Regions from separate parts of the Mus musculus genome. Here region 1 is linked to region 2. Evidence: chromatin loops called from intact Hi-C (ENCODE). Cell type or tissue: left cerebral cortex. All regions are shown on one strand. Each heading gives the region's core, and the rest is flanking DNA. Links, peaks and the distances in the headings are about the cores only.

Region 1 (5,383 bases), core at 224-5,223, 240 kb after region 2:
AGGGTTGTGGCCCTATTGGGAAGGGCTGGAGCAGGCAGGTCAATATCTGCTTGAAGGGGATGTTGAGACCCTGGCCACCACATGGTGAGCAGTTGTTCCACAGTGCACTTTCTGCTATGGTGTTCTGTCTCATTACAGGCCTCAGAGCAGTGGAACCAATCAACTAACTAGTGGTTTAACACAGTCATGCCCCTTCAAGCAAAACTCTGATTATATACTTTGGCTTTAATTCTGCTTGGGGATCTACTGCCCCTGTACCAGAAGGCCCTGACTTCCTAATAATGATGACTTTTAATATATGATTGATTCAACCTCAACTCCTCCCATTACCAACAAATTTAAAGCATAATTAACCATGAGCTAATTACTAAACTCCAAACTCTGTCAGCCCACTTACACCCTGCTGCGAGCCCTAACCTACATTGCCCTTCTTAATGACAGCTCTCCCTCATAAAGAATTATAATGGCAGAAGAAGAGTCACAAAGATGCCCAAGGCATACCTAAGGTCTTGACTCTGATCCCAAGGGCTTAAGTCCTAGTGAGCTTAGAATTAACCATAAACTTTGTACAACACATAACATAGCATTAGGATAGCACGAGCCGGATGCCCCTGATGAAGATGGTCCTATCTCACTGCAGCTTTCCTTCCTCTAAGCACAGTGAGAGTGGACTATGTCTGCAGCATGGGCTGTGGCTGCTAAAAGCTGCCTTCACCTTGTGCTGTAAGGGCCAACCCAGGGTCTGGGCTCTGGTTTGCTAGGCCTCCTTAGAGCCCTAGGAGGGGGACATTCACAGAGCACAGGCCCTGGCCGTGTCCTTCTGTCTATGGATTGCAACCTTATCCCTTTTCTTCTGACTCACTTTTTAGGGGTGCCTCAGGGAATCATTTTGGGAGCATACCTTGCTGTTTACCTGCTGAGCATCCCAGACCTTGGGGTGCTTTCAGTAAGCCTTGTGTTTCCTTACTTTTCTGGTTTCCCTCTGGTCCCTGTCACGTTTCCTACCTGTGGCTAAGGTATTACTTGGTCAGACCAGACTACTACTTTGTGGCTGCTTCCTTGCCTTTCTTTCATCCCTGCCTGAACGTAGTCCCAAGACTGATCACAGAAGGAATCTTTCTACCTTTCTTTCATCTTGAACCCCAGTGGCCTCCAGCTGTACTTAGAATGAACTTAGAACTCCTAGGTGGTCTTCAGGACCCTCATTCTAGCCCCTACCCAGATCCTCAACCCATCTTGCATACCTGTGATCTTACTCCTCTGTCTAGCCACACCCCCACTGCAGGAGAAGATAGCAGATATTGGCAACTTATTCTAATTCATTCTCACTGCCCAGGACTCAGCTATCTTGACATCTTAACCCAGGTACTCTGCTCATTATATATCTGGCTTTGCCACAATAGTGGCAAGTACCTATAATCCTAGCACTTGGGATGTGAGGTATGAGATAGTGAGACTAGGTTACATAGAGTTTCGAGGCTAGCCCAACACTCATTGTGAGACTATCTCAGGCAACCAGAACAAACCCCCATGTAGTCAACACTGCAGTCCCAACCCAACCTTTTCTCGGCCATCTTTCTCAATGGTTTACTTCAGCCATGTGCACAGCTCTAGCACTTTGTCATTGGTTCACTTCACCCATGCACACAGCTCTAGCACTTTGTCATTGGTTCACTTCAGCCATGCACACAGCTCTAGCATTTTGCTCACTGTCAGCTCCTTTCTCTATAGTGGAAGCTTCCAGAAAACACAGCTCTCTCTGTTTCGCTCACGGCTGTATTCCTTCTGTTCAAGACACCTTTCTTGCCTGTGCTGAAGGAATGACAGGTTTTCCCAATAGAATGAGTGTATGGCTACATATCTCTGGTAATTCATCCAAGGGTCGGTGGGATAAGAAACGAGCTTCCCTTGGTGGGATGGAATTCAAGTTATATGTTACCCTGGGGTGGAGTGCCAGATCTCTTCCTTTGGCTTCTGGGTAAGAATTTACCAGAGTTCTTTCTTATGATCTTCACCCCATCACACCTGTATCACCCAGCTCAGTTCCACTGTACCATCCTGGTACTTTAGTGCAGTGTCTCAGTGCTCTATGGTGACATCACAGGGCTAGACTGTGACATCACAATGCTCCATGTGAATTCACAATAATGAACTGTGCCATCACACTGCTGCGTTTTTGCCACCACAACATCCCACCCTGACAGCATTGCTGGATGGTGACATCACAGCGTTTATTGTTCTATAACAGTGTGCTACTGTGATATCATAATGTGGTATTGAGTTGTTACACTGCTCCTTTGTGCTATTATCATGCTATCCTTTGACATTAAAGTGCACCAGTGTGTCATTGTGACATCACAGTGCAACAGTGTTCCATGATAATACTGTATTGTGACATCATTATGCTGAATTGTGACATCTTGGAGCATTTCCCTCTGGAGATGGCATACAGTAGAAAGACCAAACATCTTTCTTGTTCTGTCTGGAGTTCTGGATGAAGGATGAGTGTCAGTTTATGTGTCTCTGGGGCACACTTCAACATCAACTTCTGTTCAGGCAGAGCCTTGGGCTGAGGTTCTCCCAGCATGCATTAGGGGAGGTCCTAAATAACTCATCTCCAGAGGGCACCTGTGGAGGCAGGACAGGAGACAGAAGCTCTAGGAGAGATTCAAGGTCATTGTCTATCCCGGAAGGATTTGGAACTAAGGGAAGATTGGCCTCTCTTCAACCTGGCTAGGTGGTAGCTTATGAAAACAAACAAAAACAAACAAATAAAAACTCCCTGCATCTTTCTGTGAGAGGGACTAGACATGGACCCTTGCCTGTCCTGGTTGATGTTAGGATGCCCTCTGGTGGTGACGATGACTGCATAACATCTGCTTCCTAGCTCTACCAGTGATGGGCAAAGTTAGCCTGTACAAGTGCCTGTGCGTGCGTGTGTGTGTGTGTTTGTGTGTGTATGTGTGTGATTTTTCGTTGTGTAGCCCAAATTGACGTGGATTCTAGGCTCTCATACTCATGATTGTAGCCTAGGTAGACCATGTCTTTTACCCTGATGTCCTTACTTGGTTTGTCTATTTGTCCCATACTATTTTGCATAAGTAAGGGGGAAAATGTGATAGCTTCCCACCTTGAACTATGCTTTCCTGAGTTCAGTGGGTTTGGACATAGTTTTTGACGTATTTCTGGTGCATTTTGCACTTCGGTATTTCCCCTTTCTTCTTTTGTTCATTCGTTCATTTGTTCATTCTGTCCTCCTTCTCCCGCCATCTTTTCCTTCCATGTTTCTTTTTTAAAAATTTGAGACAAGGTCACCTTGGATGGTCTGGAAGTCACTATACAGACCAGGTGATCTTGTACTCTCAGCGATCCACCTGCCTCTGCCTGAGCACGGGATTAAAGGCGTGCGTGCTAAGTCTCTCAGCTCTTTTGGTGTTTCCTGTGTCTGGATTCTCAGAATCAAATCTTGACTCCTTTAATGTGAGGCTGTGATCTATGCTGCCCACCTCCCTTTCTTCACTGACCTAATGTATGCAGCATTTATTCTTGTCTCGTGAGGGCTATGCAGAGACTCTTCATGCTGTTTTCCTCAACTGGCAGCAACTACTGCTCTCATTATTGGTTTTAGACTAAAATCCTCACAACCCTGAAAAGACTCAAGAATTATTGCAAAACCCCGAAGGCTGAGGGGATAGCTCACTATCTCTGCCTGTGCTGGACAGGCAGAGAGCATTGAACCTCTGTGACTTATTGGCCAGCCAGTTGAGCCTACTTGGTGAGGTCCAGACCAGTGAGAGACAGACACTGTCTTAAACAGAACAGTGGATGGCTTCCAAGGAAAGCTTAAGGAGAGACACGTGGGGTTGTCCTCTGGCCTTCATATGCACAGACTTGCACACTTGAGTACTCACATACGTGCACATGCGCATGCAAACACACACACCCCACAAGTTAATGATACTGCTCATTTATGAGTAAGCACCGGTACCCATGAAGAATGCTTTCAGTGTGGATGTTGGGTTCGGAGATGGTTGGGGACGTGGGCTCTGTCTTGTCAATCTCTAACTCCCTTAACTGTTCTTTGGCTTTGAGAAATTCAGTATCCTTCTATGCGGGGACACCGAAGCACAGACTATTCTCTTGAAAGGACCCTGATGTTGGATCTAGGTTCATCCTGACAGTTTCATATTATCCTACCTGTGTGGACCTGGCCTCCAAACACTCTCCTTTAGAGGAGCTGGGAGTAGTGAAATGTATTAAGATGCAGTGGGGGAGTGGGTGCCCCCACATTCGCCTATCCAGAAGTTCTGAACAGGGTATTAAACAAGAGTTTTAAATACATGTGGAAAACCCCCCATCTGCTGAACTCAGCCCTTGCCTTCTGAGCTGGTGCCTAGTTCGACAGTGATGTCACCTTTACTACATTCCCAGGCAAAGGCTTGCTCTCATAGTTGTCATTCCTCTGCACAGTACAGGAACTGCTGGGCCAGCTGCAACTTCTCCCCGGGGGGCCTCGGACTTTCCTCTGTCTCTGTGCTCGGTGGGTTTCCTTTCCGGCCAGCCCTAATCTTGCCAATATCAGGAAACAGTGACAAAAGCCGGAGCCAGGGTGTCCTTCAGCTGGCCCCCACATCGCCTTGGCGTGCTGGAGACTCAAGAACAATGGTGCTTGAGAAAGTCTGCCTTCTGTTTCCTCAGGACGGACACCTTCATCCTCACCTCCTGTTTGGGCTGAAGCTGTTTCCCTGGCAGAGACGACTGGCCGGCCACTGGAACTTTTGCCTTGAGAAATGAGGCTTCTCCATATTACCATATAAGCATAGGAGAAGGACTCTGTGCTGTGAACTGGGGAGATAGCTTGTGAACTTGAATTTCTCTGTGTAGTTTTAGGGTTTTTCATTCTTCAAAATAGGAGGACAGAACTCAAGGCCAGCCAAACCTTGCTCTTCCTTCTACATGTCTGTAGGAAGCTAAGGACCCCTACCCAATAGCTCTGTCAGATCTCCTTCAGCACTTCAGTCCTACCTGGGGACAACAGGAGAAGCCCCTGCCTGTCTCTGTCCCTGTCCCTGTCCCTGTCCCTGTCCCTGTCCCTGTCCCTGTCCCTGTCCCTGTCCCTGTCCCTGTCCCTGTCCCTGTCTCTGTCTCTGTCTCTGTCTCTGTCTCTGTCTCTTTGTCTCTGTGTCTGCCCCTGCTCTGTCTGGAGCCACTTGAAGCAGGCCAGAGCCACCCTACCCTGTGCAGCAGGCTTGCTGGTGGATAAAGTTCTCTTGCTCCTGGCTGGGGAGTCTGAGGTATGTTGTGCATTCTCTCAAAGGGGCCTCCTGCAGCTTGATACCATCCCTGCCTCCTCCTCTCTGTGCTCCCACACAGAACATTTTGT
Region 2 (5,383 bases), core at 116-5,115:
TAGAAACCCACAGGAAGAGTAAGGAGTGGGGGGGGGGTCACATAATTATCTTAAAGACTATCTAAAAATCAAAGCTATGACATAAATCAGAAAGAATCCCAGAGGGACTTGAAGAAATGCTGCCCTATGACAATGCAATATCATTCTAAAATGGCCATTTATACAGAAGTTAGAATGGTGATTTTGTATAGACATCTACATAAAAATCAATAGAAAAGAAACGTGGACAAGAAGCAGTCCAGGACAAAGGTGATGGCTGTCAGGTAAGTGTGTGCTACCCAAGTGTAAGAAGTTTTTATCTCTAGCACCTAGATCAGATTAAATAAATAAAAATCTACCAATAAACAAAAATTCTGGATAGTGGTAGAACATTAAGACCTTCTGAGCATAGGTTCCTACGCGACCACACAAGCCACATATTAACAGCACTGATCCTAGCTATAATTAATGTACTGGTATCCTCCTTTCCCCCTTAAGTACGATTCCCTACTAACCTGCCTGAGATCACACTGCCCTCGGTTAGCTGGGCTAGCGTGTGTGTGTATATGTGTATGTGTGTGTATGTGTGTGTGTGTGTGTGTGTGTGTATGTGTGTGTGTGTGTGTGTGTGTGTATGTGGTCCATTTGTGAAGTAGTCAGTCAGCTTTCATCCTTGGTGCTCCTGATCCCTGAATCTGATTTGTTTTCCTTCTAAATCCTTACTACCAGCTGTCATACTACATACTACACTATATACTACACTATATATGTATATATGTACACACAGACACATATATGTATATACACACACATTTACTGTGTGTCCCCCTTGCTAGCATGCAATGCACAGAACTGCAGACTTATTTAGTTTGTATCACTTCCAATTTCCAAGCCAGCCGCTGTTACCTATGCTTGCTGAGAGAAGCAAATGAATCAGAGAATATACATAATATGCATCTGGTAGGCCCATCCACTCAGCCAGCTCATGCCTGTCCAGTCTTTGCATCACACAACCCCTAGAGCATAAAACAAGCCCACAGCCTCTGCCTCAGAGCACCCCCTGTCCCTGAGGGAACAGATGTTTGGGGTGTGCTTGGGATCACGATGGAGTTCTAAAGTACCACCACACAGAATACCATGAGGTCGTGTGCTGTGGGGAAAGAATTCTTTTTTAAAATCGCCTTTACTAGTTGGGTGTTAGTTGGGTGTTGGTAGCACACACCTTCAATTTCCACACTGGTGAGGCAGAGGCAAGTGATCTCTTCAAGTTCCAGCCTGGCCAACAGGCAGAGTTTCAAGATAGCCAAGACTACATATAAAAGGATTCTGTCTTGAAAAAACAAAAACAAAAATCAGTTGGGTAGCGGTGGTGTACTCTGGAGGCAGAGGCAAGCGGGTCTCTATAAGTTCAAAGCCCAGCTTGGTCTTCAGAGTGAGTTCCAGGGTAGCCAGGAGTACACAGTGAAACCCTGTCTCGAAAAACAAACAAATAAAACAATAAACAACAACAACAAACAGTTTTCCTAGGGCACAATTGCCATAAAATAGACTCAACCCTAACTTCACAGCTAGAGGAATGCAGATATATGTGTATATGTGTATATGTGTATATTAGCATTCTACAGAACTTTAAAATTATGCTTTAAAAGCATACTGTTGCACTTCCTAAATCACTCACATTTATTTATCCATTTATTTATTACCTCTTTATTTACAGTGTGCGTGTGTGCGTGCAGCTGCACACTGTGGCCTGTGTGTGTGGCAAAGACAGCTGGGGGAGTCTGCTCGTCTCCTCCCGTGTGGGATGAGGGGAAGCTAGCACAGACTGTCATGTCTGAGCCATGACGCTGGTCCGACATTAGCACTTCAAGTCGCAGGTCTGTAGTGTTAACAAGCACACTGCTGTGCACTTTGCCTCTAGAACCCTTTCATCCTGCAGAGCAAGCTTGTGCACAGTCAACTCGGTCAACGCCAGTTCCCTTTTCCCCCTCCCTGGGGAGAAGATTCTTTTTGAGTCACCCTTGTAAGTAGAGCGTTCAGGATATTTAAAGAACTCCTGAAAATGATCTCAAAATACAGCTGCTTCCAAAAAGAGCCAGTGAATCATTCCGGGCTCATGAGAGTGCAAAATTTAAAAACACCACTCAAGTTGACAAAAATGGAGAAGGGATATTCAGGAACTGCTGTGTTGAATACTCCTCTGCCCAGGGTTTGAATGGTACGGCCAGGCCTGCATCCCATTCTTTCTGCGTCAGCATGGTCTCCAGTGTTCTCTCCCTTCTCCAGCAGGCTGCAAGCACCAGTGATTATGAGCTGGGTCGTTTTTTTTTCTTTCACAGTCTTTTTCCTGGCCTCCCCAAACTGGCTGACCTAGAAACCCAAGAGAGGGCTCCTCAGGTCTCTAGTGAGTCTGTTTGAGTCTGCTGGCCACAATAGCCAGAGGAATAAACCTGTTTCTCGGGAGTGAACTTCAGTTACAAGGCTACTTGACTTCTTTCTTAGATCATCAAACAGCCCAGGGAGGTGGGAGCCAAATTCTCAAGAGGCTTCAAGCTCATGTTCATGCCCCATTCTTCTCTAAGAGCCCCCATGTAGAAGCATCCCAGGGTCTGTTCTTTTTGGCCACCGTGAATCATGTGGGCTTTCCTGGAAGGATCTCCATGGTCAGAGAGAACTGCTCTAAACGCCATAATTACAAAGTGGAAAGAAGTTGGTTAGTTTTACTCAATGGGGACTAACATGAGAGATAACAGGCCCTCCTGGCAGGTTTTTGATCAGGGATATGAGGTAGCTTAAATTTGTAGCATGGTAGGATATGGAGCCCATGGCTAAGCAAATAGATGTCCCTGCCACCTAACAACCCAGAGTTTGATCCCTGGAACACACAGGGTGGAAGAACAAAACTGACCCCCACAATTTGTCTTCATACCTCCATTTATATACTATATAACACACACACATTAGACACCATCAAACATCTACTAGTAATAAAACATTTATTTCTACAAATTTTTGATACATATAATTTTTAACATTTATTAAACACAAAAGCAAAATTGCATATTAATGGCACTAGTGCTATTCTGTCTGTATAAGGAAGTGTTGGCTGAATGTCCAACACTGCAGACAGAGAGGGGGCTCCAGGGTTTTTCAGAGGTGATTGACATTTCACTTTTACAGTGCTGAGATGCCATTTGCATAACTTAGTAACATAAAATGACCAGAACATGTTTAGGGCCATTTCAGAAACTGTTGGGAATTCTCTCCAAATCACAAGTCAAATTAATTTAATTTTTTTACTCTCTTTTTAAAGATTTATCATCTTAACCATGTGTAGGTGTTTGTGTCTGTGTCTGTGTATGTATGTGTTTGTGTCTATGTGAGGGTGTTAGAAGTAAGTTTGAGGTCACAAAAGAAAGGGCCCACCGTTCCAACTGAAGTGTCTGGACAGGCGAACATTGCTCTTGATCAAGAGGGTGCTCTCAGAAAATCAAACACACGGAGACAGGAAGTGTATCTAGTTTTTATTCTAATTTCAGGTGGTGGCTGTGTCTCTTCCCCATTGGCTGGGGTCTGACCTCACAATCTTATTCAGTTGGTTGGCTAGTCCGAAGAGAATTGGCACACAAGGGAGTTGGATGAAGGGGAAAGGAGGTGCTGCTCCAAGAAGGGGGTCACTGCTCCAAGAAGGGGGACACTGCTCCAGGACATAAATTCCTAGAATAGAGCAAAGGTTTTCCTGGGTCACAGTAAGTAAAACACTTGTGTGAACATCTTATAATGTGTGGGAGATAAAAATATTTTAATTCACTGGGCAGTGGTGGCACACGTCTTTAATCCCAGCACTTGGAAGGCAGAGGCAGGTGGATTTCTGAGTTCGAGGCCAGCCTGGTCTACAGTGTGAGTTCCAGGACAGCCAGGGCTACACAGAGAAACCCTGTCTTGAAAGAAAAAAAAATTTTTTTTAATTCCTTGTCCTTGTTTTATAGTATTTGACAAAAAGACTGGTATTTGATATTTCTTACAGATGTATGTGCCGGTGCCCTTGGAGGTCAGAATCATCAGATTCCCCCGGGTCCCAGGTGAGTGTGAGCTGCCCAGTGCGAGTGCTGGGAACAGATCTAAGGTCTTCTGTAAGAGCAATTCGTACTCTTAGTCACAGAGCCATCTCTCCAGTCTTCTGTATAAACAATTTAAAAACCAGTAATAAAGCCTAAGTCAGCAACTCAAGCCATGGATTTAAAGCCTTTGTTTCCTATGATTAAGTGTTCATGTTTCTCTAAGAGCAGATGACTATGTGTGCTCATTTAGACCTCTGCAGTGCAAAGCATGCAGGGAATCTACCTCATAGTGTTTCAGACCATGTGCGGCTGTGGCTTCAGACCCAAGTCTGCAGTGAAGTTACAAGCACAGCCGGGGTGAGCATCGTCAGCAGTCACTCCATGTGTTAGGTCTTCTATTCTCTGGCCATTGTGCATTCAGAAACCTTTTACCGTTGCTGAATTTCCAGTGAACCTCAACAGTCCGGCTCTATGTAGAAGATCCTAACACAGACAGTAGATGCCCTAGGCAAGTCGCCTTCTGAAGGCCCAAACAGGGGGCTCTCTGGCCTCCAAGGAGGCAATGGGAGACAAATGAATCATCACGCTCCCATTTTTGCTTTCTGACACTTTTCATTTCTGACCGTTTAGTGATTTCTTGTTTTTAATGTCTGGCCTGATTTCTTATAGAAGAGTCAGTGCCTGCCTGTCATTCTGCTGTTAACTTAGAGGCAAGACCTAGTGTCTCCTAAAGGCTTCAGACACTCACGGCCTCCAAAGCGAGTGCTGCTCCAGATCTTAACTTTTGTTTTTGGAGACAGGGCTTCACTATGCAGCCTGTGCTGTCTTTGATTAGACAGTTCTTTTTGCCTCAGCCTCCTGAGAGCTGGGGTTACAGGAGTTTACCACCAGGTCCAAAATGAAAGTTTTTAGACATTTGTGCTAGTTTTCTGTCAGCTCAATACAAGCTAGAGTCCCGTGGGAAGAGAAAGCCTCAATTGAGAGAAGGCCTCCATCACACTGGCCTGTGGGGTCAATCTCCGCCTCCCCCTCCCCCTCTCTACAAGAGTTTTGGGTGGTTTTGTAGTTGTTGTTCTTGTTTTTGGTTAATATTGTCCTAGCTGACTCTGACCTCCTGGGCTCAAGTGTCCTTCCTGCTTAGGGACCCCTCCCCACCTCCACCCCAGTAGCTGGGACTACAGGTTCTCACCCTTACTCCCAGCTATTCAACTTTTATTTATTTATTTTTTAAGATTTATTTACTTATTTTATGTAGGAGTACAATTATAGCTGTCTTCAGACACACCAAAAGAGGGCATCAGATCTCATTATAGATGGCTGTGAGCCACCATGTGGTTGCTGGC

Evidence for each region. Peaks named below come from ENCODE experiments on the same cell type or tissue, not always from the same donor. Only the 100,000 strongest peaks of a DNase experiment are listed, where the experiment ranks them.
Region 1: a loop joins it to region 2, with 3 times the contacts of the local background. A loop is called at or near these places in 15 of 42 quality-filtered maps.

What each region holds. Positions count from the first base shown.
Region 1 is chr2:131,980,219-131,985,601 of GRCm38, reverse strand. No RefSeq gene overlaps it. Among named protein-coding and RNA genes, the nearest start is that of Prnd, 32 kb to the right of the region's middle. In left cerebral cortex, for the core only: a CTCF peak has its summit at 2,853 (motif pointing left); a DNase peak (open chromatin) is centred at 2,844.
Region 2 is chr2:132,218,360-132,223,742 of GRCm38, reverse strand. Gm14051 (a long non-coding RNA gene) reads right to left here. Exons shown (of 3, transcript XR_866753.3): 3 at 3,491-3,696. Among named protein-coding and RNA genes, the nearest start is that of Tmem230, 27 kb to the left of the region's middle. In left cerebral cortex, for the core only: a CTCF peak has its summit at 2,218; DNase peaks (open chromatin) are centred at 952 and 2,062; H3K27ac peaks cover 2,009 bases.